4 separate regions of the Homo sapiens genome follow, and all the other regions are linked to region 1. Evidence: chromatin loops called from intact Hi-C (ENCODE). Cell type or tissue: dorsolateral prefrontal cortex. All regions are shown on one strand. Links, peaks and the distances in the headings refer to the core of each region. The heading gives the core; the rest is flanking DNA.

Region 1 (8,100 bases), core at 2,140-7,139:
AAGAGGGAGTCCTGTTTGTTTCCCTGCAAATCAGGGCATTTATGAGACTGAGAATTGGACCAAAAGTGTCATCAAATCCAACCTTACGGAGACGGTGTAGTGGAATAGTTCAGACCATGCGGTGTCTTCTTAACTAGCTGTGCGCTCTTAATTAGCTGTGTGAGGTTGGGTGAGTTAGCTGACCTCTCCCAGACTGAGTCCTCTGTAAAATGGGGATAAGACTCCAGCCTCGGCTGGCGTGGTAGCTCACGCCTGTAATACCAGTACTTTGGGAGGCTGAGGCAGGCACATCACTTGAGGTCAGGAGTCCAAGACCAGCCTGGGCAACATAGTGAAACCCCGTCTCTACTAAAAATAGAAAAATTGGCCAAGCGTGGTGGTGCATGCCTGCAGTCCCGGCTACTCGGGAGGTTGGTGAGGGGGGATTGCTTGAGCCTGGGAGGTGGAGGTTGCACTGAGTTGAGATCGGGCCACTGCACTTCAGCCTGGGCGGCAGAGCCACAATCTGTCTCAAAAAACAAAACAAACAAAACAAAAAACCTGGCCTGTCAGGGCTGTTGTAGAGTGCAATGGAATGTGTGCAGGAGGCTTGGCATGTCCCTAGCATGAATGAAACGCTTGGTTAATTGTAGAAGTGAAAAACCTATCATCAATCCTGAACTCAGAGCCTTTCTTCCTCTTGTTGGAAAGCTTTTAATACAAATTCAATTTCTTTAAAGACACAGGATATTTCATATTATCTATTTCTTAAGTGAGCTTTAGCAGTTTGTATCTTTCAAAGAATTCGTCTATTTCATCCAAGTTTTTGAATGTCCTAATGCCAATCATAAAATTGCTCATAATTTTTTTTGTCATTTTAATGTCTGGAGGATTCCTTTTTTTTAATATTTGTCAGCTGTGTACACTGAACCCTGTTGTGTTGGCCCAAAATTGCTTTGAGCCTTGACTGTGCTTGTTCATTTATTTTCTTTTTTTTTTTTTTGAGACAGTCTTGCTCTTTTGCCCAGGCTGGAGTGCAGTGGTGCCATCTCGGCTCACTGCAACCTCCACCTCCCAGGTTCAAGTGATTCTTCTGCCTCAGCCTCCTGAGTAGCTGGGATTACAGGCGGACACCACCATGCCCAGCTAATTTTTTTTTTTTTTTTTTGTATTTTTAGTAGAGACGAGGTTTCACCATGTTGGTCAGGCTGGTCTCGAACTCCTGTCCTCGTGATCCTCCCGCCTTGGCCTCCCAAAGTGCTGGGATTACAGATGTGAGCCACCGCACCCAGCCCAATTTAATTTTCATAACCACTTCTTTTGATAAAGGTGAGGGATAAAGATTCAGGGAGTGGCCAGGTGTGGTGGCTCACGCGTGTAATCCCAGCACTTTGGGAGGCTGAAGCGCATGGATCACCCGAGGTCAGGAGTTCGAGACTAGCCTGGCCAACATGGTGAAACCCCCCGTCTTTACTAAAAATACAAAAAATTGGCTGGGCCTGGTGCTGGGCGCCTGTAATCCCAGCCACTTGGGAGGCTGAGGCAGGAGAACTGCTTGAACCCGGGAGGTGAAGGTTGCAGTGAGCCGAGATCGTGCCATTGCACTCCACCCTGAGCAACAAGAGCAAGACTCCGTCTCAAAAAAAAAAAAAAGTTCAGGGAGGCTTTCCACTGCAGTGTAGTTGTTAGGGAAGACCTGGTCTCCCAGGTCTCAGAGTCCCAGCGTTCAGGCCATACTGATAGAGAATCTCAGCCTCTTGCCTCCCCGCCTGTCCCAAGTGAAGAGTGTGTTTTCTGGGGCTCCCCTGCAGGGCTGCTCTCCATCACTTCCACCTGAAGTCTGTCCCCATGCTCAGGTTTCTCCTTCTGAGATGGGAGGGTGCTGAGAAGGGGTCCCATAGTGGGGGTTTGTCCTGGACTCCACAACTCAAGAGACTTCAGCTCTTCTTCCCACAGGTGTCCTTAGATCACAATTTCTCCCCACCCAGATCTCCCAAACTGGGCAGCGATGAGGGAAATAAACCCCAGAGCCCAAGGGGTGCCATCCCTGGAGCTGGGCAAGCCTGGCTGTGCTTTCATCCACCACAGGTTCCTGGAGGAGACTCAGCAAGCCCAGCGGGCCAGGGAGGTGGAGACACTGCGCCAGGAACACCGGAAGGAGATGCAGGCCATGGTGGCAGATTTCAGTAGTGCCCAGGCCCAGCTCCAGGCCCGGCTGGCTGCCCTGGAAGCCGAGTAAGTGAGGCCTCGGGCCCCAGGGAGGGTCTTGCAAATGTACCATTCAGTAGGGTGGCCAACTCACCCCAATGACCCTGGGATTTCCTGGTTTTCAAATTGAAAGTCCTGGGTTCTGGCCAGGCACGGTGGCTCATGCCTGGAATCCAGCACTTTGGGAGGCTGAGGCAGGTGGATCACTTGAGCTCAGGAGATGGAGACCAGCCTGGCCAACATGGCGAAACCCCATCTCTACTGAAAATACAAAATTACAGGTGTGGTGGCACACGCCTGTAATCCCAGCTACTCTGGAGGCTGAGGCAGGAGGATCACTTGAGCCCAGGAGGCAGAGCTTTCAGTGAACGGAGATCAGGACCCTGCACTCCAGCTTCAGCAACAGAGCAAGTTCAGGGCAGGAGGCGGGGTGTGGTGGGGGGAACTAGCCAGGGGCTCATCAGTCTCCCTTCATTTTATGAGGCTATGTTCCCCTTTTCTGCAGGGCAGTGGGAATTTGTGAGGATGAGCATTGGTTTAACCCTCACACTTCGAAGAAATCAGAAGGATCAGGGCTGCTCAATTAGAATTGTTATTCCCACTGGTCCCTCATGCAAACATATTGCATTTATTCATTCAACAAATAATTGTTAAGGACCCATTGTATGCCCAGCACTGCTTTAGGCTCTGGAGTTATAGCAGGGAACAAAACAAAGACAATGCTCTCATAGGCTCACAAATTCTGCTGAGAATTCGGATAAGAAATAAGCAAACAGGCTGTGCTTGGTGGCTCATGCCTGTAATCCTAGCACTTTGCATGGCTGAGGCTTGAGCCCAGGGTGGACTGCTTGAGCCCAGGAGTTCGAGACCAGCCTGGGCAACATTGTGAAACTCCGTCTCTACAAAAAATACAAAAAAAAAATTGCTGGGCATGGTGGTGTGTGCCTATAGTCCCAGCTACTTGGAAGGCTGAGGCGGGAGGATCGTCTGAGCTCAGGAGGTTGAGGTTGCAGTGATCTGTGATTGCACCCCTGCACTCCAGCCTGGGCTACAGAGAGAGAAACTCTGTCTCAAAACAAAACAAAACAAAACAAAAAAAATAGACCCTGTCTCAAAAAAAAAAAAAAAAAAAAAAAAAAAAAGCAAACAGTTAACATCATACCAGGCGGTGAAAGTGCTGGAAGACAGGATTGGGAGTGGCAAGGGTGGGCAAAACAAGGCCTCTGTGAGGAGGTGATGTTTAAGTACAAGGAGGTGAGGGCACTCCTGAGGCATCAGTGAGAGGGAGGGTGAGTGGGAGGAGAGGAGCTGGGTGAAGGGACTCCTGCCCTGATGGGAAGGAGTTTGGATGTGTTCAGAGTGCCCTGGGAAGCCTTCACAAGGCACTGGGCAGGAGTGACATGGCCTGACTTGCCTTTTCACAGGGTCACTTCTGACTGCTGAGAAGAAACAGGGGGAGGGGGTGACTAGCAAGACCATTTAGGATGTGATGGCAGCAAGCCAGGTCCAAACAGGTGAAGCCACTTGCCCAAGGTCAGGCAGCATTAATTCAGTTTAAATGTCACCTGTCTGACCTTTAGCCTGAGCTCTTAAAAACTTCTCCAGTCTCCAATACAAAGCAAATCATCCAAAAGCCAGCAGGAAAGGTTTTACCAGTTACAGTCTAACGGGCACTTACTATATGCCAGGCTCCCATTATCACATTGAATTCTCACAACCACCCAGTTTCATGCCCATTTTAAAGGAGAGGGAACTGGGGCCCACACACAGGTGAAATGATGCCCAAGGTCACATATCTAGAAAAAAGAAGAGCCAGTATTAGAGCCGGGTCATCTCACCCAAAGCCCTGGGCTCTTATCAACTCCAGTCAGTAGATTATCTGCACCCCCAGCCCTCCTCTCCTCACCACCCAGTTACTCTTCTCTGGCTTCACGCTGAAAAAGCAGTGGGGGCCGGGCGCGGTGGCCCACGCCTGTAATCCCAGCACTTTGGGAGGCCCAGGAGGGCGGATCACGAGGTCAGGAATTCCAGACCAGCCTGGCCAACATAGTGAAACCCCGTCTCCTCTAAAAATACAAAAATTTCCCTGGCACGGTGGCGCGCGCCTGTAGTACCAGCTGCTCAGGAGGCTGTGAGGCACAAGAATCGCTTGAACCAGGGAGGCGGAGGTTGCAGAGAGCCGAGACCGCGCCATTGCACTGCAGCCTGGGCGACAGAGGGAGACTCCGTCTCCAAAAAAGAAAAAAAAGGCCATAGGTACCGGCCACTGGCCGCGCTCTATGTCCGCCAGCAGATGGCGCCAGAGCATTAAGAGAACCTACGGGACATTTTCCTGCCCTGGTCTGTTCTCCCAGCAGCATCCCTGGCTCTTGAAGCCCCGCTGAGTGCAGCATCTATGTGCACACAGGGGCCTTTGCTTCCTGGCCCTGCAGCCTCAGGGGACCTGACAGAGCTGGAATCCTGGGTTCGGCAAGCCATCTCCCCAGGGGGCCCTGGGCAAGCCGCTGCTGCTATCTGGGCCTCCCTGGCCGGGCTGAACACAGGATGGCATTCCCATCGTGTGCACTTGTTCTCCCTCTTTGTTGAGTAATTGCTGTAAGGGGGACTTGACTGCATGCCTGCTTGGAACAGACTGAAAGATTCCGGAGAGAAGCCAGGGAAGGGAGCGTCCAGGCCCGAGGACCTTCAGCTCATTGGCCGCCTGCAGACCCGCCTGAAGGAGAGAGAGGACATCATCAAGCAGCTCACGGTGAGGCTGTCAGGGGGCGCCTCACCCACGCACCTGGCCGGGCACTGCGGGCTCCCCCGGGAGGGGCGTTCACTTGCACCCAGCATTTCTCTAGGTGCCCTAATATCTTACAAAGAATCCTTTCTTGCCGTGCGCGGTGGCTCAAGCCTGTAATCCCAGCACTTTGGGAGGCGGAGGCGGGTGGATCACTTGAGGTCAGGAGTTCGGGACCAGCCTAGCCATGTTGAAACCCTGTCTCTACTAAAAATACAAAAATTAGCTGGGTGTGGTTGTGGGCATCTGTAATTCCAGCTTCTAGGAAGGCTGAGGCAGGAGAATCACTTGAACCCGAGAGACAGAGGTTGCAGTGAGCCAGCATAGCGCCACTGCACTCCAGTCTGGGCGACAGAGCAAGACTGTCTCAAAGAAAAACTCCTTTCTTTTCTATTATTAAAGAAGACATACTCACTAAAAAATTAATACAGGAAAATAGGAGGCAAAAAAAAATCACTTTACTCCCAAGTCCAACAGCATTTGCCCCATGTTAATATTGGTTTTTTAACTTACAGAATTTGAGAAAATCTATAATGGCTTAGGTTTGAATTGTAGTAGAATTAGTGTTTTTATTGTTGATCTTCTTTTTGTAAAAATGACCACCTGTTTTCTACTTAGCAAAGCCACTCCCTAAGCCCCTTGGAAAGAACCCAGCTCCCTCTGATTCAGTATCCAACCAAGGCCTGCTGGTCATTTCTGCTCCTGCTCACCTGCCTCACTTCTGTATCTCTCTGTGCTTTGAAAATTAGGTGACATTGATATGGAATTATTGCTCATTTGCTACGTGTGAACAAAGGTATCATGGGTTTTTTTTTTTTTAAAGTAATCCTTATTTCTAAGAAATACATACTGATGTTTTTACAGAGAAAAATTATGTAATAACTGGAATTTAGTAATAATACAGCAGGAGAGAAAAAAGTGGAAAATGATACACACAAACAAGATCGGCCATATAGTTATTATAGGTAAAGTGGGGATGGATTTCATTACTCTCCCTATGTTTGTATATGTTAGGCAACACAAATGTCAAACAAGACAGAGGAAGAAAGGCGGCAAAATCCTTTGCATACCTGGGGGTTTTCTTTCTTTGCCTTAATTACTAACTTTCTGCATTAGGTTACCTTCACATGCTAAGAACAGTTGAATTTTCAATTTCCTAAGGCATCAGCTTGCCCTTTTCTTTACAAGAGGGGCTGGGGACATAAAAAAAGCAAAGGTGCTTCCTCAAAAGCTTCAGTGCCTGGCAGCTTTATTCCCACTGACTTCCCCTTCCTCCCCTGGACTTTCCTTCTCTATTCTGCCCTCACAGCCATCTTCCTTCAAGTCAAACCCAGTGCTGTGTGGTTAGGCTCATTTAGACTCAGTTGTATTGGTTTTCTAGGAAGAGAGAAGATTTCACTACGCAGCATTCCCCAGTGCCATGTCCCACCGGAATCGGTCTTTCTCTTTCAATCCTCACCCGGGATATTTGACCCCTTCCATGAAGGTAAATTGGTTCTAATGGTTTTAATGCATTATACAATTCCATTGGTTTCGTTTTTCTTAAAGGTAACCACAGGTTATTTAAGGGCTGGTGTACGCTCAGAAAAATATTCATTGGAAAAAAAAAACCCACTTGTTTATATCTATGGCTGGGCGGATTATGTGTGATTTTTATTTTTTATGGGATTTTGTATTTTCCAAATTTTCTAGAATAAATGTGTGTCAGTATTAAGAATAGCTCTATCTAGGTGATGGGAGGGAGAAGAGTAAGAATCTTCCACTTCTTAACTATTTCTGTACATATTTTTGGAATTTTTCACAATGAGCATATTCACATTCAATTATCTACTATCACAAAATCCTAAAGGCTCTTAAAAAATAGTATTTTTGGCTGGGTGCAATGGCTCACACCTGTAATCCCAGCACTTTGGGAGGCCGAGGTGGGTGGATCACTTGAGGTCAGGATTTCAAGACCAGCCTGGCCAACGTGGTGAAACTCCAACTCTATTAAAAATACAAAAATTAGCTGGGCTTGGTGGCAGATGCCTGTAATCCCAGCTACTCAGGAGGCCGAGGTAGGAGAATCACTTGAACCCAGGAGGCGGAGGTTGCAGTGAGCTGAGATCGCACCACCGTACTCCAGCTTGGGTGACAGAGCAAGGCTACATCTTAAAAACAAAAATAGTATTTTTAAAAATAGTTCACAGGACAATACACTTGTGACTTAACTAATGTCATCTCGTGTAGTTTTTATGTATCCCTCATTGTGACAAAATACAAGTTTCACTCCAGAAATTTAAATAAATGCATTTGAGGCTAGGGTGGGCCCATCCCCTGCTGGGGGTGTTACATGACCTTCTAAAATCTTAAACAAAATTGAGTTGCAAAACACATCCATCTCCAGAAGTTTTGGTTAAGAGGTTGTGAACATACATATTTATTTATAATACAAAATGAAGATTGGAGGGAAAAGTGCTTTAAAAAATAGCATGTAAGTGTATAAATGAAATTGTTGCTTCTTCTCCGATACAATTTTGATTGGGTGAGCATTATTTGCTTTTACAATAATGCTTTATTTTGTTTTTTGCATTGCATTGCACTAACCTGTCCATTAATACAAACAGAAAAAGAAGGTGGAGGACGTGCCCAGCCGCGTGGTCAGCGTGCCGAACCTCGCCTCCTATGCAAAGAACTTTCTGAGTGGCGATCTGAGTTCCAGGATTAATGCCCCTCCAATAACTACATCACCCAGCTTGGACCCAAGCCCCAGCTGTGGCCGGACCTACAAACCCAACCAGTCTACAGATGCAAAAACTGCCACAAGGTTTGGGGGATGTTGGGGACAGGGGCCCTTATTCTATTTCCCTGTAGATAAGAGGGGAAGTAGGATTCTTTCTAGCACCTGGTACCAAATTCCAGAAGGCCTTTTTTCATGGATGATTAGACAAGGGACACTGAATCACTTACCTGAAAACTTCAGCATGGGTTATACAAAAGGTGGACTCCATCTGGCCTGGAGGTCTGAATTCAAATTACAGTCTTCCTCATTCTTAGCTCTGTGGCCTTGGACAGGTCACTTGACCTCTCCAGGTCTCCATATACCTTGCCTTTAAAATTAAGATAATACAGCACCTATCTCATCAGACTGA
Region 2 (8,100 bases), core at 1,258-6,257, 160 kb after region 1:
TGTTCTTAGCATTGAGCGAGCCTCTATATAGTCTGGAGATACTCCTGGACTAAGCAAGTCCCTTTCTGGCCTCTGCCTCAGTTTTCCGTTTCTGGCAGAATTTCCTACTGCATTTTTGCAAATTATTTTTTTAGCTCTGGATAAAGTAATTTGGACTGAAAATCTGAGTAAGAGAAGAATTAAGATATCCCATCTCAATGGTTATCTAAGAACTGCAAATGGAAACAGTGAGATAGCATTAATAGTAGTTACCAAACTAGCAATGATTTTTAAAATGCAGGTGGTAATTGGTAAAGTGTAATTTCAAACCCTGCTGGTGGCCAGCCAAGTAGCAGAACTTTTCTGGCAAGTAATTTGAGGGTCTTACAACCCTCAAATATACCATTTGATCTAGTAATTCCATATCTTAAGTGTTATGTAATAATCAGCAACAAGGACAAAAAAAATAACAAATGAAATTCCTGCATCATTACTGAAATCTTGGAAACAATCCAAAAGACTAGCAGCACAGAATTGTTAAATAATCACCATACATTATGATATAATATGATTTGTGCCATAGAATAACTGCTGAATGGGAGGAGTGCCCTGGGCAGGGAAGGAGGTCCAGATCCTTTCTGGGGTGTATGGGCTGCTGTGAACCCAGTAGGGGTCTGCTTGACATTGAACTGCATCTGCTGTAATGGCCTAGGGGGTTTAGTCCCCTGCGCAGCTCCTCTTGCCATCTCTCTTCCTTAACATTGACCAAATGAATCCTTACTATGCTGTAGGCCTTGCTTTACAAGCATTGACCCATCTTCATGACTTTAACGAGGACACTTCTATTATTATGTCCATTTCACAGTTGAGAAGATTGTGGCATAGAGAGAAGTTACTTGCCCAACGTCACACAGTTAGGAAGCAGCAAATGTCAGGATTTGAGCAGGTATTCAGACCGCTCTTAGCTACTACATTATACCAGACTGCAAATAAGCCGTACAGTTAATTAGCACAATCTAGTTGTGCTAAGAATTATTAAAAATCACATCTTCAAATAATTGTTAGTGATATGAGAAAATTCTCACGGTACAGCGTCAAGTGAAAGACAGCATGCATGATATATGTTATGATATAGTAAGATGTGAGCCAGATGCGGCAGCTCACGCCTGTAATTCTAGCACCTTGGGAGGCCAAAGTGGGAGAATTGCTTGAGGCCAGGAGTTCGAGAGCAGTCTAGGCATCATGGCGAAACCCCATCTCTACCCAAAATACAAAAATTAGCTGGGCATGGTGGTGTGTGCCTTTAGTCCCAGCTACTTGGGAGGCTGAGGTGGGAGGATCCCTTGAGCTGTGATTATGCCACTGCACTCCAGCCTGGGTCCCAGAGCAAGACCCTATCTCTAAAATAAAATAAAATAAAATAAAATAAATGCAAGTTTTGCTGTATGACTTAATGAAACAGGAAAAAGAAATAAATTCCATGAGACAGGAGCAGTGCCATTTACTTGTCTGTTATTTATTTATTTTTTGGAGACAGCGTCTAGCTCTGTCCACCCAGGGTGGAATGCAGTAGCATGATCTCAGCTCAGTGCAACCTCTGCCTCCTGGACTCAAGCGATTCTTTGCCTCAGTCTCCCGAGTAGCTGGGACTACAGGTGTGTGCCACCACACCTGGCTAATTTTTTGTATTTTAGTGGAGATGGGGTTTCACCATGTTGCCCAGGATGGTCTCGAACTCCTGAGCTTAGGCAATTCACCCGCCTTGGCCTCCCAAAGTGCTAGGATTACAGGCGTGAGCCACCACGCCTGACCAACTTGTCTGTTTTTTAAACTCATCCTTGCAACTCCCAGTATGTAGCTCAGTGCCAGGCACACAGTAAGGCCACAGAGTAACTGCTGAACTGGCAGACTTCTCTCTATGTGTCACTCTTCTCAATTGTGAAATGAACATAATAATAGAAGTTTCCTCGTTAAAGTTGTGAAGATGAATCAATGCTTGTAAAGCAAGGCCTACAGCATAGTAAGTGTTCAGTCAATGTTAAGGAGCCCTGGGGAGGGAAGGAGGTCACGGTCTTCCCTGGGCAGTATGGGCTGCTGTGAACCTGTGTGGGGTTGGCTTGAACTGAATCCATTGTAACGGCCTGGGGGATTCAGTCCCCTGCCCAGCTCCTCTTGCCATCTCTCTTTTTTTGTGTTGTGCCAGAGCCATGTAAGGGACTGAAACTGGCGTGGCACAGGAACACAGGCACTCAGGCCAAGCAAAGATGGCCTTGCTGTTGAGTGAGTGAATTGCAGCTCATCTCTCTGTTGTGACCTTGTCCATTTCATGCGAAGCAACACTTATGGGTGGGCCCAGTGCCTGTTTGCTTTCAGGGAAACAGCACAGAAATCAGGATCAGTAAATTTGATGTTGAAGTCTTTTTATCCCTTGGACTCTCCCATATCCCACTCAGGTCCCCATCAGCACATTGTCACCTCATCCCTGCAATGGTCTGGCAGCTCTGCTGTGCCTCAAAGAGGCTCTGACAAGCCTCGCTGGGATGTGCAAGCCACTGCGCAAGGCTAATAATTTGGTGATTCTTTGAATAAATATTAAAAATATCTACTGTGCAGAAGTGAATTTTTGGTTAATAAAAATTTCATGCAGAATTCTTTTCTTTCTCTCTTTCTTTCTTTTTCTTTTTTCTTTTGGCAGGCCCTCGTTCTGTCACACAGGCTGGAGTGCAGTGGTGCAATCACAGCTCACTGCAGCCTTGACTTCCAGGCTCAAGTGATCCTCCCACCTCAGTCTCCCAAGTAGCTGGGACTATGGGCACGTGCCACCACACCTGGCTAATTTTTGTATTTTTTGTAGAGACAGAGTCTTATTATGTTGCTCAGGCTGGTCTTGAACCCCTGAGCTCAAGTGATCCTTTTGCCTCAGCCTCCCAAAGGGCTGGGACTATAGGCAGGAGTCACTGCACCCTTCCTTTTTCTTTCTTTTTAAAAATCTGATTTATTTCCATGGGTAGAAGCAGACCCAACATTTTGAAAATATATTTGTACCACGCCCTTTTTTTTATTTTTTTCTTTTTTGAGACAGAGTCTCGCTCTGTCGCCCAGGCTGGAGTGCAGTGGTGCGATCTCGGCTCACTGCAAGCTCCACCTCCCAGGTTCACTCCATTCTCCTGCCTCAGCCTCCTGAGTAGCTGGGACTACAGGCGCCCACCACCACGCCTGGCTAATTTTTTTTGTATTTTTAGTAGAGACGGGGTTTCACCGTGTTAGCCAGGATGGTCTCGATCTCCTGACCTCGTGATCCGCCCACCTCGGCCTCCCAAAGTGCTGGGATTACAGGCGTGAGTCACCGCGCCCTGCCTGTACCACGACTTTTTTTGGTAGTGTTTGTTCCTTAGCTACTTTCGCTCTCTGATCTTCTAAACCAGACTCCTTCGGAGGTGCATGAAAGGGCTTGCAATTTAGGTAGTTAACAGCTGGTAAGCAGCAAAGATGCAAACATGATCTGAATCAGCATCTTAGCTGATGGTGATAGTGGGCTTTCAGCTGCCAGTGAATCCAAGTGTATAAAAGAAAAAAAAAAACTCAGATGAGAGAAGTTTTCAAAATGTCCACTGGGTGGAGCTGTCAGTTTAGCTGGAAGCATGTTTGGCTTACTTAGCTACAAGTTACACCAGTGATGTTTCAGTGACTCTTAAAATTGGTGCCCAAACCCTTTCCTACTTCCTTCAAACCCAGATCATAATTACAACTAAATAACATTGGTGGGATTATTGTCAGTTTCACTCACAAGACTGTAAAGTTCATGGAAACCCTGAAGGTCAGGATTCCCAGAGATGCCGCTTTGGTCTTCTTCCTCTAAATTTAGTTGGTTATCAAAGGAATAATTTAGGGAGGTTATTAAAAATGGATTCCTGGAAACTTTCCCAATCCTGATTTAGTAGTAGTGGGGTGGAGCCATGTGTTAGTTATCTATTGGTGTGTAAACAAATCACCCCAAAACTTAGAAGCTTAAAAGAATAGTACTTATTATCTTTCACAGTTTCTGTGGGTCAGGAATTTAGGAGTGACTTATTTTGGGGTTATGGCTCAGGGTCTCCTGTGAGGCTGCTGTCAGATGTCAGCTGGGGCTGCCTTCATCTGAAGGCTCGACTGGAGCTGAGGGATCCACTTCTGAGGGTGCTGGCAAGCTGGATCCAGGAACAGTATAGGACAGGGAGGATGTGCTGGACTGGCTCAGATATATCCAGATGTAGGTGCTGTCTGGGCATGGCAGATTATTAAATGTTGGTTCTTTGGCTGGGTGCACCCTGTTGCATCCTCTGACCACAGCAACCCTGAAGCATACAGTCTTCTTCCCCAGCAGGTCTCCTCAGCCTCTAGGCTTCCATGGTCCCCTCAGCCTCTAGGCTTCCATGGTCCCCCATCCCTGCAGGGTCACTTTGTCTTTCCAGGCTAACTCCTGGGAAGTGTTCCTTTCAACATGGCTTGAGGTTGGCTCCTTCCCATATGGCCCACATCTAGCCTTGGGAAAACATGAGCATTTGCCCTCCTTCTTCACTCCCCAGAGAGGGGCAGGGAGAGGAGAAATGGTGCAAGATTCCAACAGCTCTCTGGAGACATTGTCTCTCTACCTCTTCCACCTCTCCAGCATCAAAGGCTGGTGGTGGGTATGCGTGGGATCTGACAATGGCTTCCTAGTCTCTTGATGGGTCCTGCACCAGTGACCTAACACTTTGCCTAGGAATGTGGGGACTTGGTACCTGTTGTGTTCTTGGCCTTTGCACATTAATGAAAACCTGATACAGCAAGTCCTTTTCAAGATCCTGTTCCATTTCTCCATACGCCAACTTTAAAGCCTTCCTAAGCATCCGACTCCAGCACCCGGGAGCTTCTTGACCTTCTCCACTTGAGTATCGCAGAGTTAAGTTGAACATGGTGCATCAGAGCTCAGTATCCATCCTGGGAGCCACATTCTCCTCCTCCCTTTCTGTCTTGAGTGGAGACACGGGGGTCAGAAACCACGTTATCCACAACCACTCTTACTCCCCACTCATCATCCCGTCCCTCGCCTCGCCCTGACAATTGTACCCCCTAATTATTCCTTGAACCTGCCCTCCTCCTGCCTCTGCACTCCACCTTCCTCCATTGCTTTAGCCCAGCCATTTCTCTCCTCTTCTCCACCTTGATTCAGCTAACTCCTCCTAGACCTGGCATAGTCATCCGTTCCAGGAACCCTTATCTGATAAAATCCCATCCCTTTGCCCAAAGGCTGGGCTGGGTCAGGTGCCCCTCCTACCGACAGTTTCCTGTGTCGTCATTGGCCACCTCTTGTGCCTCGCCTTGCATCCTCCCTGCCCACATTTTATTCCAGTCATGGCTGGGGCCACCAGCTTTGAGCAAGTGCAAGCTGACCGCATGTCCCTGGCTGTCCTGCCTACCTCGCTTTCTGCCTCTGGGCTTGCCTGACATTGAGGAATGGGATGTCTGCAGAAATGTGCCAGGCACTCACACATGCGCAAACCTGGGAGGGTGGAGAGTTAATGCTCCAAGGGGCAACACACTTGACCACTGGGAGACGGGCTGGTGGACGAATGTTCCCCTCCTGTCCTTCTGACGATGTGTCAGAATGAGGCACATCACTCTTCACCACTCCTTAGACAGCCTCTAGTGGCATCATTCCCAGTTACTTAGAACGTGATGCAGCTTGGTATGAGGTTGCTGCAAAAGTCATTGCGGTTTTTACCATTGAAAGTAATACCAGAAACCGCAATCACTTTTGCACCAACATAATAAAATGTGTGTTGGCTTTCCCTCCTGCCCTGTTTCACTCTTCCTATGCCCCTAGTCCCCAACTCTGCTTCCGAGGACCACTTCCTTAAATAAATTAGTTCATACAATCCCTTATCTTAGGTTTTGCTTGACTTGAGAGGGACACAAGCTATATTTAACTCAAACACTGCCTTTGTCAAATTAAGAGTATAATAGTTACTTGTTTATATTTCTGTCTCTTCACTCAACTACAAGTTCTTTAAAGCAGGGACTATGCCTCCTTTGTCATCCAAGTAATGCATAATAAGCGCTTGTTAAGTGAATGGCTCAGGGGTAGAAAGAACAGGCTGCTGGATGAAGCTGGAAACCATCATTCTCAGCAAACTATCGCAAGGACAAAAAACCAAACACCGCATGTTCTCACTCATAGGTGGGAATTGAACAATGAGAACACATGGACACAGGAAGGGGAACATCACACACTGGGGCCTGTTGTGGTGTGGGGGGAGCGGGGAGGGATAGCATTAGGAGATATACCTAATGTTAAATGACGAGTTGATGGGTGCAACACACCAACATGGCACATGTATACATATGTAACAAACCTGCATGTTGTGCACATGTACCCTAAAACTTAAAGTATAATTAAAAAAAAAAAAAAAGAAAAGAAAGAACAGGCTGCATTTACCCTTGGCAGCTAAAGTGCATGGGGCATAAAGCACCCTTAGAAGATGCTTTTCATGCGTTACCTCATTTAATTCTAATTTAATTCTAGAGCAACCCTAGGAGGTAAGTGCTGTTATTATTCCCATTTTAAAGATGAGGAACAAGTTGAGAGAGTTAGATATCTTTTCTTTCTTTTATTTTATTTTTTTGAGATGGAGTCTCACTCTGTCTTGCCCAGGCTGGAGTGCAGTGACATGATCTCGGCTCACTGCAGACTCTGCCTCCCAGGTTCAAGTGATTCTCCTGTCTCAGCCTCCCGAGTAGCTGGGACTACAGGCGTGTGCCACCACACCTGGCTAATTTTGTATTTTTAGTAGAGACAAGGTTTCACCATGTTGACCAGGCTGGTCTCAAACTACTGACCTCAGGTGATCTACCTGCCTCAGCCTCCCAAAGTGCTGAGATTACAGGCGTGAGCCACGGTGCCCAGCCGTGAGTTAGATAACTTACCCAGAGCCACACAGCTAGAGGAAAAAGCATCAGAATTTTGAACTCTGGTCTATCTCATTCCCAAGTTGGCCTCTTATCAACTCAATTAATTATTGGGGAACTATGGAGCTTGTTATCATTACAGGATAAAGTGCTGGCGGGGAGTGCATGGAGGAGAGGTGTCTTCGTGGGCAGGGGCTGCATCATGAAGGATCTCTGTCAGGTGGTTTTTATCTTTAGGCAACGGGGAACCTCTGGAAGCTTAAAACATTTTCTCATTGTGAGCCTTTCCAAGTGTCCTGGCATTAAAAATAAATAAATAAATAAATAAATAAATAAATAAAAATACAAGCAGTTTGAAGAACTTCTGCAAGGGGGCAGGCATTGGCAGCCGATGAGACAATTCGTCTTGGAAAACTAGCGTGGGAAACTTGGTTCAGTTTTCTTTGCCTAGTGGGGCCTCTGCTCAGCCCTGTGAGTGGATCTGAGATCGATAAGTCACCCCAAGCACTGGAGACCTGCTGCTGTTCACTTTGCCTTTCGCTCCTTTCCTGCCTTCCTGTCTTCTTCCCCTCACCCTTTCTCCCCTCATTTCTCTGGCTTACTTCACAGAAGTGGAAATAGGTTCAAAAATGTGTAAGTTGGTGCAAAAGTAATCGCGGTTTTTGCCACTAAAAGCAATAGCAAAAACCGCTATTACTTTTGCACCAATGTAATAGTAGCAGCTTCCTAAACATCGCCAAGTTTGCAACATCGTGAAAGCCCAATCCACCTTCAAACAACAGCACACAAACAGCAACAGTCATCGCAACAGCAGTGTAGACCTCAGTATGTCCGCCAGCCATGGGAAAAGGTCTGTGCCCTGCCGTCACGTATCAGGAGTCCCTGTACAGTGTCCGTCCCCTCTGCACACTTTGGAAATGGTTATTGATTCCAATTTAGGCTCAGGTGACATTTGCTGAATACCTACCATGTATCAGGCTTGGTGCTGTGAGATTGAGCCTATGTTATTTCATTGAATCTTCATACTCATAGTTTGAGCTAAGTCAGATTTTCCCTGTTTACAAAGGAGGAAACTGAGTATCAGAGAGGCTAAGGTCACCGGATTGGCAGGTCATGAAGCCATATTTAAACCAGATTTTTGAACTTCTACTGTAGTGTTCCTGCCTTTAAACCACACTGGAGTGGTTGGCTGAT
Region 3 (6,092 bases), core at 1-5,000, 170 kb before region 1:
GAGAAGAGAGCGGGAAGCGATGGGTCCACCCACCTCGCACCCCGCGCTTTGGGCGCATGCGTCTAGGTTCAACCTTGTCCAGCCGTTTTCACGGAGGGAAGTGGCGTTTCTAAGGGGGAGGGGCCTTGACTCGGCCGGAAGTAGCGTCGGCGCGGGAGCTGAGCGGAGTGGCCTTGCCACCGGAGGGGAAGGGCTGCTGGCGTTAGGCCTGGCTGGGTCGTGCGGCTGAGCGTGAGGCTAGAAAGAAAAAGCGATCCTCCAAGAGTGAGAACGGGAGATCTGCCGAGGATAACAACCTCCCTTGTGGCCGAAGGGCGGGGGATCCCCACACGAGGGCTCCGCTTCGAGAGACGGCGACAAAGGAAAGTTCGTAGCGCGTTCCGGAGGCCCGGCCACCTCTGAGAAGGGAGACGACGCTGCTGGGTCCGCTGAGCGGGGCGACCCGAGGTTAGTGGAGACGGATGCTGTCTTTTGAAGGCCTTAGTCCCTGCCCTGGTGAAGCCGACTGCGAGGTTCCACAGGGCGTGCAGGCAGTCCGGGGATCGTTGCGAAGGGGGGTGCGGGCTAACTTAGCTGCTGCCGTTTCTAGATGTGCAGCTGTGTAGGCCCTGTTTACAAGTGTGCATAAGGACAGTGTATTAAGGGAGAACTCAAGAGAATGGAAAGGTCTTTCGGGTAGTGGTTAAAATAAAGAAGAGTAGGAACTAGGTTTTTAAATTTTAAATGAAATTATATCAGACAGAACTTCTGTTGGATCTCAGGATGCACCATCCAAAAATAGGACTGTAGGAGACCAAAATATGCCACCCTACAATATACTTCTAGAGTATATTTTGAGCTGGTATTCTGATAAAATGCAGACACAGGAGTCGCTCTGAAAATCTGTCCTGTTGTAAAAGAAATTGACATCTACAGAGGAAATATACATCAGTAAAGGATCTGTATCAGAAAGAGGGCAGCTCTGCGATAATTTTTGTTACCTGGGAGATCTTATCTGCATACCAAGACAACTTTTATTCACCGTATATTTCCTCCCCTCACCTTTCCACAACTTTGTGGCCACCATCCCCCAGAAAGCCGCAAGCCCCCATTTCTTGAGTAGCGTAGGATGCTGTATAATATTCAATCATCTGACCATGGTGGGACTCCTCTGCGTATGTAATTAAGTACGGGTTTTTTTTCTTGTTAATGTCTATGTCAGGTTAATTTGTAACCCAGCCAAAGAACCTAGGAGGATGGAGGGAAGCCGTTTTTCCCTCTCCTACACCTCAGTAACCTACTGCCAGCTGAAGAAATAGAACATTACTAAAGCCACCTGTACATCTTTCTCCTTTTGAATTACCTGCCCTCCGAAGAAGTAATGGATTTTCTGAATTTACTGTTAACTTTTACCATGCAGCTTTCTATATCTTAATGACATATTTTAATATATTAATGACATGAATAAATCCCTGAATGAGGATATTGTACTATTTTGCATGTTTTAACCGTTAAATGAATAATTATATGTGCATCTGGCTTTTTTCAATCAATATTGCTGTGGTTCATATTGATATGTTCATAATAGTAACTTGCACTTAATTAACCTTTATTATGTGCCAGACACCATGCTAAGCACTTTACTTCGTTTACTGCTCACAAACCCTGTAGGATAACTTTGATCTTCTTTTAAGATGAGGAAACTACGGCACAGACAGGTTGCTATAGTACTCCATTGTATTAATATGCCATACCTTATCCATTCTCCTGCTTAATTCCTCAAACTTTGTAGATATTCAGCTGCTAGTTAAGAATGTGGTAACATTTGTGTTGCCCATAATTTTGCTTTGTGACGTTTCTAATATATATTTTTTTATTTTTATTTTGAGACAGAGTCTTGCTCTGTCGCCCAGGCTGGAGTGCAATGGCGCGATCTCGGCTCACTGCAACCTCTGCCTCCCGGGTTGAAGCGATTCTCCCGCCTCAGTCTCCCAAGTAGCTGGGTTACAGGCATGCACCACCACACCTGGCTAATCTTTTGTATTCTTAATAGAGACGGGGTTTCGCCATGTTGGCCAGGCTGGTCTCGAACTCCTGACCTCAGGTGATCCACCCGCCTTTGCCTCCCAAACTGTTGGGATTACAGGCGTGAGCCACCGCGCCCGGCTAGTATTTCTTTACTATATTCTATTTGGCTGTCTCACCAACAGAGACATCACACCATTTTGTCAGTTACAGAAGAATGAGACATCTGGCCGCCAGAGGTCAGCCTAACTATATTTCGGTTAGTTTTTTTTTTTGTTTTGTTTTGTTTTAATGGTTAAAGCCATGGGGGTATTGGTTCAGTATTTTTTGATATTATAATCTGAAAATATTTTTTCAAAGGTGCTAGATTAAATTTAAACAACATAGTATACTGCCTTAAAGCTTACATTTTTCCTGACTTTTGTACTGTGAAACAGAACAAAAACAATTATGGGAAAGTAAGAGCCTTTTTAAAAATTTTCTGAGTAACATAATAACTGAAGTATAGCCAATTAGTAATCTCACAGGTGCAATCTGGTTGAAGTGAAAATAGTAAAAATATTAGAGGACAGCACAATTAAAAGCCAACAGCTTCTCCTGTCTCAGTTAATAAAGACTTACGGTCCACGACAAAGAATGAATACTCTTTTTCAGATTGAACAAGGTAATAGTACTATAATCTAAACTTAGAAGTATTACATTGTTTCTTCTTAAAGTTATAAGCAGTTTCCTTTATATTGCTGTAGTAGCATCATATATGTTGATCCTGCCTTAAAAAAATTATCTCATTTGTCTTTGTCTAACATTACCAAATCACCAAGATATAACTTGGAACTGTTCTCTCCCTGGAGTAAAATAGAACATGCTTGTGGTAGTTACTTACTGCAGGCCTTTGCCATTCTCTGACTCTTTTATTTACTGAGCCACTCATATATGCCAGACACTGTGCTAGGAGTGTGTGAAAGCCAGAGAAATACTCATTAGAGGAAAATTGCTGACCTGAAGCCATACCATATGACCTTATTAGCACAACTCAGTGTATTCGATAATGAAAATGTTCACTGACTTTGATTTTGGAAATCCCCCCTACAGAGTAGCATAAACGAGACATTGATATTGTCTCTTTTCTCATTTAAAGCTATGCCTTTAAAGGCCACCCATGTTGCTGTATATACTTGGAATGTGTTTCCACATTTTACCAGTCCGCTTCTCCAGCGATAGGAACCTAGAATGCTTCTAATTCCTGTCATCACAGATGTAGCTTCAGGGTATATCTTCATACATGTTGTTCATACGGGAATTTCTTTGCTATCTATGCCCAAAAGTAGGATTGCTAGATCATGAGATGTGCAAATAGTTTGCCTAAGTAGTGCTGCCGGACTGTTCTTCCGAACAGTTACTCCACTCTGCAATCCCACCAGCAGTGCCAGTTCCAAAAAAGAACTCACTGACACTTGGTGTTATCCAGCTTTCTTATTCTACCAAACTGATAGCATAATGTGATCATATTGTTCATGCCTTGGGATTTTCTCTTCTATAATTTGGATATCTTTGTCCATTGCTCATTTCTTTATTGAAGTTGCTTTCTTAAAAATTGATTTAACTTTGTCCTTGGTATCTTTAGTTCAGTCCAGAAATGATTAATTGTGATGTGATTAAATTCATTTTTTGGTCTGGTGCTTTATGCTTTTTTGTTTAAGAAGTCTTTCCCTGGCCTCATTTCACAAAGATATTCTGTATTATATTTAACTAACTATATAGTTTTACCATCCCCATTTAGGTCTTTAATCCATCATGAATCCTCCCTTATACATGTCATTATATGTATATGTATTAAATGGTTTTACTTTTCATTTTTTTCTTAACCTTGTTCTTAATTTTTTCTTAATTCTTATTCCAATACAGTTTTACTTTTTTTCATATAATGAGCCAGTTGTACCAATAATATGTACTAAACATATCCATTCACCCTTAGTTTATGTGCCAACCTTATTTTATATTACATTCCCAAATTATATATAGCTCTGTTTCTAAGCTCTATTCTGCTCTATTGGACTATTGTCTGTTCTTATGCTAATCCTACCTTATTTTAATGTCTGTGACTTTAGTCATAGGACATACCTTGAAGAATAGGAACTCCCTTACTGTTTAAACAGTTCATTTGGCTATATGTGGAATTTTATTCTTTCTATATAAACTTTAAGGTTTGTTTATAGAGTTCCTTAAAAATTTGATTGGAATTGTATAAATTAATAGGGAGAAAGTTGATATCTTTATGATATTTGTTCCATCCAAGAGCATGGAATGTCTGTATTTTAAATTATCATCTATATTGTTTATTAGGTCTTACATATTCATGATTAGTTCCTAGGTTCTTTATAGGATTAGGTTTTTGTTGTTTGTTTTTCCTTCTGTGAAATGTCTTTATATATGGTCTAGTTAGTATTGCTGGTATAAAAGTTAGTATTGCTGGTATAAAAGTTAACAGTGCCTGAGTTGAAACACTGGCCCCGTGACTTACTAGATGAATGGCTTTGATCACGTAACTTAATCCACAGGTAAGATGGGGACAATAAAAGTACCAACTTTTAGGGTTGTTAGAAGAATTTTAAAATAGTTAACATTTGTGCAGTTACTAGAGTAGTACATGGCAAATAGTGTTATATGAGTAATTAAATTAATGAATATTCATAGGTTAATTTCAGATCAGGAACATTGTTGAACTCTAATAGTTTGTATGGTTTTTTAAATTGGATGATATCATCTGTAAGCTAATAGTTTTATCTCTTCCAATTCTTAACGTATCTTTTTCCAAAAAGAGAAAAATGTTGATTAGAACTTTCAGTACTGTGTCAGACAGTATCAGTCTCAGTCAACATGGTTATCTTTAGCTAATTTCACTTTTTGCTGTTGTTGTTGTTGTAGAGAAGAGTCTCATTCTGTCACCCAGACTGGAGTACAGTGGTGTGATCATAGCTCACCACACAGCCTCCAACTCCTGGGCTCAAGCAGTCCGCCTGCCTCAGCCTCCCAAGTAGCTAGAACTAAAGGCACACACCACCACGCCTGGCTAAATTTTTAAAATTTTTTTGTAGAGACAGGGTCTTGCCATATTGCCCAGGCTGGTCTTGAACTCCTGATCTCAAGTGATCCTCCACCCTTGGCCTCCCAAAATGCTAGGATTACAAGCATGAGCCACTGTGTCCTGCCCCTGACTTCACTTTTAAAGGAAATGTATCTCATCTTATTCAGGATAATGTTTGCTTAAAGATTTTGGTAGATAACCTTTACCAAGTTGAGAAAGTTACATTCTCTTTCTAGTTTGGTAAAAATGTTTTGTCTTTTAAATAATAAATACATGGTGGTCAGGAACTAACAAAAGTTATCCACATTCAATAAAATTCTCTCTTTTTTTCCTTTAGTTCTGGTAATTTATACTTTTTTTTAATTTGAGCTATTCTTACTTTCCTGGGATAGGCCATATTTGATAATAACATTCTTTTTAATGTACTGTTGGATTCTGTTAAGTGATATTTAGGATTTTGCAAGTGAAGTGAGCCTATACTTTTCTTGTTTGGTTCATCTCTAAGTTTGGGATTTATTTTTATTATCTTTATAAAAGTAGCTGGTCAGTTTTCATGCTTTTTTCTTTTTTGTGGAACAGCTTATATAGAATTGGTGATAGGATCACAACTTCTGAGGTCCCAGCAAGAGTCCTAACATCTAGCAGCTCTACCACCAGGACAGGCCCCCTAAAACTAATTCCAACAAGCACCTCTGAAGGTAAAAAAAAAAAAAAAAAAAACTTTTATAGCTCTCTATTTGGAGTTTGGGGCATAAGGGATCAGCTTTTGCAAAAGTAATTTTCTAGGCTAAAACTGCATACAAACTGGCCCAGTTATGTACCAACAAAGAATTAAAATGGCCCCAGACTTTGCTCCCCAATATTGTGATTGTAAGAGCTATTACCAACAGGTAAATTGGCCTAAGTCTGTGAGATAGAGAGGGAAGAGTCTGTAAGACTTCTTGCTCAGCATTTGTTCTGATTTTAGATATCTTGAAGTTAGGTAGGCAATAATGTTATCCAG
Region 4 (8,100 bases), core at 1,431-6,430, 290 kb after region 1:
CCCCTATCTGCATAAAGAAGCCTAGAAAGGCCTAGCCAGAGAAAGGCATGGGCCAGCCAGAGAAGACTGAAAGAAACAGAATCTATGGACAGGAAGTGTCCATTCTTAGAACACATACTACATTTTGCCATTGGGTGCCATTCAGTCCTAGTACTTTATTTGTAAAATACTGGTGGTAATAACATCCTCACCATCCATCATTGTAATCAGGCTTATTATTTGCATCATAGATGATGTAAAGCACATTACAAATATTTTCTTACTTAATCCTCAAAGCAACTATATGCAGGAAATACCTAGGGAAAATTCTCATTTTCTATTTGAGGAAATTGAGGCTCCACTAAGGTTCAAAGACTTGGAATTCTCTTTCCTCACATTCCTGGTGGGCACCTGCTCGTCACTCAGGACTCTGCTTAAATGTGATTCCTCAGAGAAGCCTGTGCTCACCACTTAGTCTCAAGCAGTCCCCCTCTGGGATCTCTCATAGCAGCCTGTTCTTGGGCTTCATATTAGTTATGTATTATAATGTAACAAATTGCCCCCAAACTTGCTTAAAGCAACACATATTTGTTATTTCATAGTTTCTGTGGGTTAGGAGGTTGAACATGGCTTTTTGTGGTCCTCTACTCAGTCTCTCACAAGGTTATAATCAAGGTGTTGGCTGGGGTAAAGTCTTATCTGAAGGCTTGATAGGGGAAGGATCTGCTTCTGAGCTCTCATGCTTATTGGTGGGCTTCAGTTAATTGTGGGTTGTTGGACTAAGAACCTCAGTTCCTTGCTAGATGTTGGCCAGAGACTGCCCTCAATTTCTTGTCATGTGGATCTCTCCAACATGGCAGCTTGATTCATCAAAGATTGCAAGGCAGAATCTTCCGGCAAGGTACAATCACAATCTTAGGTAACCTAATCATGGAAATAACACGCCATAACCTTTGCCATATTCTGTTGGTAGAAGCAAGTAGCTAGGTTCAGCTCACACTTAAGCAGAGAAGATTACACAAAAGTGTGAATACCAAGAGTCAGGGTTGTTGGGGCTATCTTAGAGTCTGTTGGCCACATGCTCACAGTATTTAATCCAAATTCCATTAGGTTTGCTTGACTCTTGTCTGGCCCGTTACATAGACAGCTCTGAGGACAGGGTTTGAGTACAGTTCTAGCCACAGGATGGAACATGGAGCCTAGTACTTAGTAGGTGCTCAGTAACCTTGTGTTGAATAAATCAATGACTTGTTCAGGATCACACTGTGCCTAAGGCCTTGGGAGCCCACCCCTTGCATCAGTGTGGCCTAGATGTGAGACATGGAGTCAAAGGAGATTAATTTGGAGCTTTAAGATTTAATGACTGCCCTGCTGGGTTTTGGACTTGCATGGGGCCTGTAATCCTTTGTTTTGGCTGATTTCTCCCTTTTGAAATGGATGTATTTACCCAATGCCTGTATTCCCATTGTATCTTGGAAGTAATTAACTTGCTTTTGGGACTTGCCTGTCTCAGATGAGACTTTGGACTATGGACTTTTTTAGTTAATGCTGAAATGAATTAAGACTTAGGGGACTACTAGAAGGGACGATTGTATTTTGCAACGTGAGAAGGACATGAGATTTGGGAGGGGCTAGGGGCAGAGTGATACGGTTTGGATTTGTGTCCCTGCCCAAATCTCATGTCAAATTGTAATCCCCAGTGTTGGAGGAGGGGCGTGGTGGGAGGTGATTGGATCACGGGGGTGGATTTTCCCCTTGCTGTTCCCATGATAGTGAGGGTGTTCTCACAAGATCTGATCATTTAAAAGTGTGTAGCATCTCTTTCGTCACTCTCTCTTCCTCCTTCTCTGGCCATGTAAGATGTGCTGGCTTCCCCTTCGCCTTCTGCCATGATTGTAAGTTTCCTGAAGCCACCCCAGCCATGCTTCACGTACAGCTTGTGGAATTGTGAGTTGATTAAGCCTCTTTTCTTTATAAATTACTCAGTCCCAAGTAGTTCTTGATAGCAGTGTGAGAATGGACTATAATACACACAGCATGGCACCAGCAGCACTGTGGTAAGTCAGGTCTGTCGGTCAGCAAAACTCTGATCTTTTTACCTGAGTCACTCCCTCCCATGAGCATAAGAGGGAAATGGGTAAAGTATCGTTTTGGAAGAAACCATTATGCTGCCTGATAAATGCCATTGGAGGCCCTGTTCTTTCCAAGATTGTTAAGTTACAATGTGAGTTACTTGGTAGAACTTCACTTCCTGGATCATGGAAAATTGACTTTGATGTCCACTAATTGATGTAATAAATTTTCCTTAGTTTTATTTTCTATTTATTATGATAATAATTGAAAGGGCTCAAACATCTCCTAGAATTTGAAAAAAGCATAGGGAAAATTCTATTGTTTTTAACCTTTCATAACTTTTTAGCCTTGGAAGATACAAAGTCCAGTTAGGATTTAATAAGGAAAATACCTATCATGGTATAGTGGAAAATGTCAGATGGAATAAGTTTGAACCCTAGTTTCAACTGTAGCTTTGTGACCCATAGAAAATTTCTTAACCTCTCTGGACCACAATCCCCATATAAAAATGCTTTTTACACTTCAGTGTTGTGGAGACTTTCAAGATACAAAGTCCAGTTAGGATTTAATAAGGAAAATACCTATCATGGTATAGTGGATAATATCAGAGGGAATATGTTTGAATCCTAGTTCCAACTGTAGCTTTGTGACCTGTAGGAAATTTCTTAACCTCTCTGGACCATAATCCCCATTTAAAAATGCTTTTTACACCTCAGCGTTGTGGAGACTTTTAAGAGAGATTATGGGTGTGGAGCTGCTGATGTTTACTAGGCTTTCAAAAAATGGCAGTTTCTTCATGCCTCATCAGAGACCATAGAAGGTAAAATAACTTTAAAATAATGAGAAAATAAAATGTGCAAGAAGGCAGGATTTTTTACTACCACTTCCTAGTCCAGGATTAAGGAGAAATATACACTAGCGCTCTAATTTAAGAAGGAAGACAGATTCCCATAAGGATCAAACTATCTGGAAAACAACTTCCAAACACTGGGGAGTGGAGGTCGACCATTGTTTCAGTGCTGTGACTGAAGCAGTCCTCAGTTTAGCTGAGTTTTCATTCTTTTTTTTTTTTTTTTTTTTTGAGACAGAGTCTTGCTCTGTTGCTCAGGCTGGAGTGCAGTGCTGTGATCTCAGTTCACTGCAACCTCTGCCTCCAGGTTCAAGTGAGTATCCTGCCTCAGCCTCCCGGGTAGCTGGAATTACAGGTGCCCACCACCACACCTGGCTAATTTTTATATTTTTAGTAGGGTTTTACCGTGTTGGCCAGGCTGGTCCCTAACTCCTGACCTCAAGTGATTGGCCTGCCTCAGCCTCCCAAAGTGCTGGGATTATAGGCATGAGCCACTGCACCCGGCCTTCATTTTACTATTTTTTGAGGAATCCCAGAAACAAATGGGGAGAGTGCTCTTTTTCAGAAACCATCAGATCACCAGAGATGGAAAGAAGATGCCACATTTTCACTATTTCTGTTCTATGTGGCAGGATAAAGTTTGAAACATGACTTGTGTTTCGTTCTCCTTGTTTTTCCTATTTCAAGAAGGTTATTGGGACTTCAGCTTCTATTGCTTCTAGGGAAATGTGTTTCAAAGTTGATCAAAGGCAGGCTGTTATTTTGGCTTTTGTCTTGGGTAGCCTGCCCCCTAGTGTGAAACTGGAGCAAGAAATGAACACCTGTGGGAGCAGGGAGGTCAAAGCTCTAGCGGGGAGGAGAAACAAATCCAGGACTAGAAAGGGACAGGGGCTGGTGATTTTGTAAGTAGCAGGACCCATGTCCTCTCCTTCACAGTGCCTGAGACAGGAGGTGGCAGGACCTTAGAGTGGGGAGGATGTGCAAGGCATAAGAGTTAGGTTTCAGGCTTCCTACTTGAGGCCCGGCCAAGGCTTGCATATCCAAGCCTGGTATGAAGTGGATTCTATGGGTGTTCTGTCTACATCTCTAGATCCCACTCCTTCTGTGTGTTTCTGTGGACTTCCAACTGCCAGTAGGTGCATCTCGGTGCCTTAGGTGTCTCTCTAAAGCTTTGGAAGGCTGCTCTGCTCTTTTTTAGAGTAGGCCAATAGAGCCACAGAATTAACACTCCTGGGAGCAACCCTTTACCAGTGACTCCAGGGAGCTGGAGTATAAAGGCCCCAGTTCCCTTGCCCTTTAGTTGGTGTACTTCCAAAGAGGGGGCTTTGCAATGTTTCCCATAATTTTCCTATGAGATTAAGTTCTGGTTACTCAATCCTTTAATTACTGTCTTTCCATTTCTGCCTCACTTTCTCCCTCCCCTACCAGTGTTGCCTTCACCTTCTAAATAAACTACCTCTCTGCTCTCAAATCCTTATCTCAGGGTCTGCTTCTGGGAACCTAAAATAAAGCATCAGGAAAGCAACAGAGGACCTCTCCTTCCATAGAACCATGGCAAGGACATGGAACAATTAGCAGTAACCAGTGTAGAACAATAACTGGAGGACCCTTCCTGAATTTTTGTTGTGACATAGATCTCTGTGCCTTCATGTACCTCAGGAGTGTGCAGAGTGTAGCAGAGGGCATAAGGGGTCCATCTAAGTGACTGTCAGAAACAACTGAGAAAGACCAAAGTGGACAAAGAAAAGATAATGAAGTGTTCTATCTAAACACACCTTTTCTGCTTATCTCTGCCTTTTACTGTCTTTGAGCTATAGAAAACTGATGCTAGTGAAAAGGATTTTCATCTATAGAAATGCAAATTAGCTATGTCAGGTGGGAGGTGATTGATTATTTGCCCTATGGACAGGCCAATTTGGCATCTATTTGCAAATTGACTTTGCATTTCTTACCTGCATAAATAGGTGTGGTTCTTTGAACTCCTCTTCAGACTGGTTCCAACTAGTCTGAACTCGAACCTTATTAGTTCCCTCATTATTTAATGAGTTAAATACAATTTTGGGCCCATGTTCATTTTATATTTGTGTGAAAGTCATGATTACACGTTTTAAAAATGTGTATCCTTTAACATGACTAAGATTAAATTCTCTCTAGCTTGGTGCAATGGGCACAGAGTTAGATTTAAGGAGCCCTCTGGAGGGATACACAGCAATTTGATAACTTTGATTGTTGCTTTCAGGAAGGGAAACTGGGTGGCTGGGGACAGAGGTGGAAGGGGCAATTTTTTTTTTTTTTTTTTTTTTGAGACAAACTCTCACTCTGTCTCCCAGGCTGGAGTGCAGTGGCGCGATCTCAGCTCACTGCAACCTCTGCCTCCCGGGTTCAGGCGATTCTCCTACCTCAGCCTCCCGAGTAGCTGGGATTACAGATGTGCGTGCCACCACACCTGCCTAATTTTTGTATTTTTAGTAGAGACGGGGTTTTACCATGTTGGTCAGGCTGGTCTCGAACCCCTAACCTTGTGATCCGCCTGCCTCGGCCTCCCAAAGAAGGGGAAATTTTTATGTGTATTCTTTTTCTCTTGAATTTGGAATCATTACCCAACCAAATTATTAAAATTATCAAACAAAAATTAAATAAATTAAAATTAATTTAAAAGAAAATTAATAAAGAAAAATATTACTTTAAAAATGTAGTAAAACATTTTAGTATCTTTAGTAACCCTTTTGCCATGAATTTGGAGTGGAGGGAGGGTAAACAAATTTTTACTTAGACTATTAGGATTTTTTGGTGGAAACCTTTTGGAAGTATTACACACAGATTTGGAAGATTGAGAGAGATTAATACACATATTTTGGACAAGGATAATCTTTGCAGCTATACATACGTGTAGCAAATATGAATTCTCCACAAATTCAGATGTGCAAAACATAGTTGTTAGTTTCTCCAAATCATTTTTTCCATCTTAACAGCTTTTAAAAAGTTAATTTGTTCTAAAAGGTAATACATTAAAATGGTGCAAAATTCAAAAGGCATACAAATATAAAGTGGATAGGAAGGCATTTAAGTAGATGACAGCTTTTTGTTTCAAAATTTTGTGCTATTTTATGTTATAGCGTAACTATGCTTGTTTTAGAATAAACATGTTTATCTTCATTGTTAGAAAAATTGATGCTCTAGGGGGTCAGTTGTATCTGTCTCATCTGCTCATACCACCCAGCACAGAGCCAGGCAATTCAGGAGTCTCTGCACCTCTGTTTGACGAGGCATGGCCACCTCTTCATTGAGTGTTTATTATTTTACCTTTGTTAGACACTAAGTGAATTAGTGAAAGTCATGCAGGCCATGTTAGTTGATTGGAAGGGGAAAAAAGTTGTTTAATTTTATTGCAGGGAGTTTAAGCAATTAACAATAAATCTTTTTGGTCAAGGTTTAATAGTTGAATAACTTATTCAGTACTAGGTTTTCTTCTGTATTGTGACAATAAAAACAAATCTAATTCCAGGTTCCACTAATTACTTGTTGAGTGCTTTAAAAATGTAATGTGTTTATATAAACGCTTAACAACTATTATGTGCTGTTGTTTGGTTTTGTTTTCTTATGGGTAGGAATTCCAATTTCCCTTTTGACTAACTGGGTAAAATAAAGTAATAACTTTGATTTTTATTATAGGTTGCTATCTACCTGACAAAAAGCTTGATACTTAAACTAAAATAGTATATATAGGTTGAAATTTTCCCCAATTGTTATTGATGTGTAAAGGCAATTAAAGTGTTTAACAGATTCTGGGGCTGAGTTTTAATCTAGAATACCAATAATTCACCTTCATTTCAAATTTTTATCCAAATAGCTTCATCTTAAGTCACATAGGTCTCTTTAATTGCATCTTATAGTTTTTTCCTCTAGATAATAACGTTAGTTTTAAGTGTGTTTGAAAAAGGATTTATTCATCAACACAGGTAGCTAAGGTTTTATACTTCTAGCTAGAGCGAGCTGCACACATATGCATATATGTATTTAATTTAAGTTTGTATAAGTACTCACATATTCATAAATCCTAACAAACTTCAAAGTTTCTAAATACAGTTTATCTGTAAAATTGAGGTATCAGTGATGACCTCATAGATTTGTTGAAAGAATTGAATGACATATCTATGTAACATGCTTAGAATACTTCCTGACACAAAGGAGTGCTACATATATGTGTTTATTACTATTATTAGTAGTAGTATAATTTGCGTTGTATTGGTGAAGGATCATGATAATAGAAGACTTTCAGAAGGAGGTGATATTTAAGCGGAATTTTGAAGTTTGGAGAAAGAAGAGAAAGGATTAGTGAAGTGGAGAAAGACACAGAGAGTGAGCACAGCCTAAGGCACCAACAGTATATGCAGGGAAGTTCTGGGGTGAGAGGGAGACTAAAGTGGGCTATGCTAATTCATTTGGAATTTATTCTAAATATCAAGCAGGAGCCATTAAAGACCTCTCCATTATAAATGAGATAATCAAATACTTGTTTATCCTAAATACACATTTATCCTAAAGAAGTAGCTAAGCAGGTGCCCAAAGATGTATGTATGTTCAAGAATGCTCATAAAATATTGTCTCTAGTATCAAAAATTTGGAAACAACCTAAATATTCAGCCGTAGAAAATTCATTAGTTTATACTGAAGTCATTATGATGTTTACATGCTCTTATGTATTGACATGAAAAGTTGTGCAAGATTTCCTGTTGAGTGAAAAAAACACAACAGCCAGGTTTAAAAATAGTTATAGTATTGTTTTGCAAATATATGTACATGTTTATATGAGTTGGTATGCTAGGAAAATTCTGGAATGTTTACATTAAGGAGTTAGCAGTAGTTATTTTTTGGTTGTGGAATTCAGAGTGATTTTAATTTAATAATTTTTATTTTTGTTATCTATGTTTACCAGTCATTTTATAATAAATATGAATTAGTGATTTGATTAACATAACAAAATGAAAGTAGTTATATTCTGCGGCATTAATGTTCATCAATGAAGGGGAAAAACTCTTCTGTGCTAGAGGGAACAATCTTAGTAGAATGTGTGTGGAGCCATGGGTGGAGGTAGGATTTCGAGAAGGTGGGTGGGAGGAGGGCTTATAAGCCTAACTCCTACTGCATTTACCCCTCCTGAAACCCCATTTATCTTCTCCCTTTCTTGGCATATCTTC

The links. Hi-C counts contacts between places; a loop is a spot of excess contacts. Peaks named below come from ENCODE experiments on the same cell type or tissue, not always from the same donor. Only the 100,000 strongest peaks of a DNase experiment are listed, where the experiment ranks them.
Region 2: it touches region 1 in a loop (4-fold over the local background); 2 of 110 quality-filtered maps call a loop at or near these places.
Region 3: a loop joins it to region 1, with 3 times the contacts of the local background. A loop is called at or near these places in 20 of 110 quality-filtered maps.
Region 4: a loop joins it to region 1, with 4 times the contacts of the local background. A loop is called at or near these places in 3 of 110 quality-filtered maps.

Annotation. Positions count from the first base shown.
Region 1 is chr4:17,633,364-17,641,463 of GRCh38, reverse strand. FAM184B (family with sequence similarity 184 member B) reads left to right here. Exons shown (of 18, transcript NM_015688.2): 14 at 2,068-2,214; 15 at 4,819-4,936; 16 at 6,351-6,455; 17 at 7,576-7,775. MED28 (mediator complex subunit 28) reads right to left here. Exons shown (of 4, transcript NM_025205.5): 4 at 7,359-8,100. Among named protein-coding and RNA genes, the nearest start is that of MED28, 23 kb to the right of the region's middle. RefSeq lists a silencer at 4,587-4,676. In dorsolateral prefrontal cortex, for the core only: CTCF peaks have their summits at 4,274 and 4,476 (motif pointing right); a DNase peak (open chromatin) is centred at 4,483; H3K4me3 peaks cover 1,191 bases; H3K27ac peaks cover 3,741 bases.
Region 2 is chr4:17,468,025-17,476,124 of GRCh38, reverse strand. No RefSeq gene overlaps it. Among named protein-coding and RNA genes, the nearest start is that of QDPR, 40 kb to the left of the region's middle. RefSeq lists an enhancer at 4,894-5,393. In dorsolateral prefrontal cortex, for the core only: a CTCF peak has its summit at 3,597 (motif pointing right); no DNase peak of the experiment used is centred there; H3K27ac peaks cover 2,423 bases.
Region 3 is chr4:17,804,802-17,810,893 of GRCh38, reverse strand. DCAF16 (DDB1 and CUL4 associated factor 16) reads left to right here and starts at 137. Exons shown (of 3, transcript NM_017741.4): 1 at 137-447; 2 at 5,669-5,787. RefSeq lists enhancers at 230-389, 1-468, 510-599, 2,219-2,368. In dorsolateral prefrontal cortex, for the core only: CTCF peaks have their summits at 106 and 2,230 (motif pointing right); DNase peaks (open chromatin) are centred at 43, 433 and 2,163; H3K4me3 peaks cover 3,846 bases; H3K27ac peaks cover 1,674 bases.
Region 4 is chr4:17,343,233-17,351,332 of GRCh38, reverse strand. No RefSeq gene overlaps it. Among named protein-coding and RNA genes, the nearest start is that of SNORA75B, 26 kb to the right of the region's middle. In dorsolateral prefrontal cortex, for the core only: a CTCF peak has its summit at 3,652 (motif pointing left); no DNase peak of the experiment used is centred there.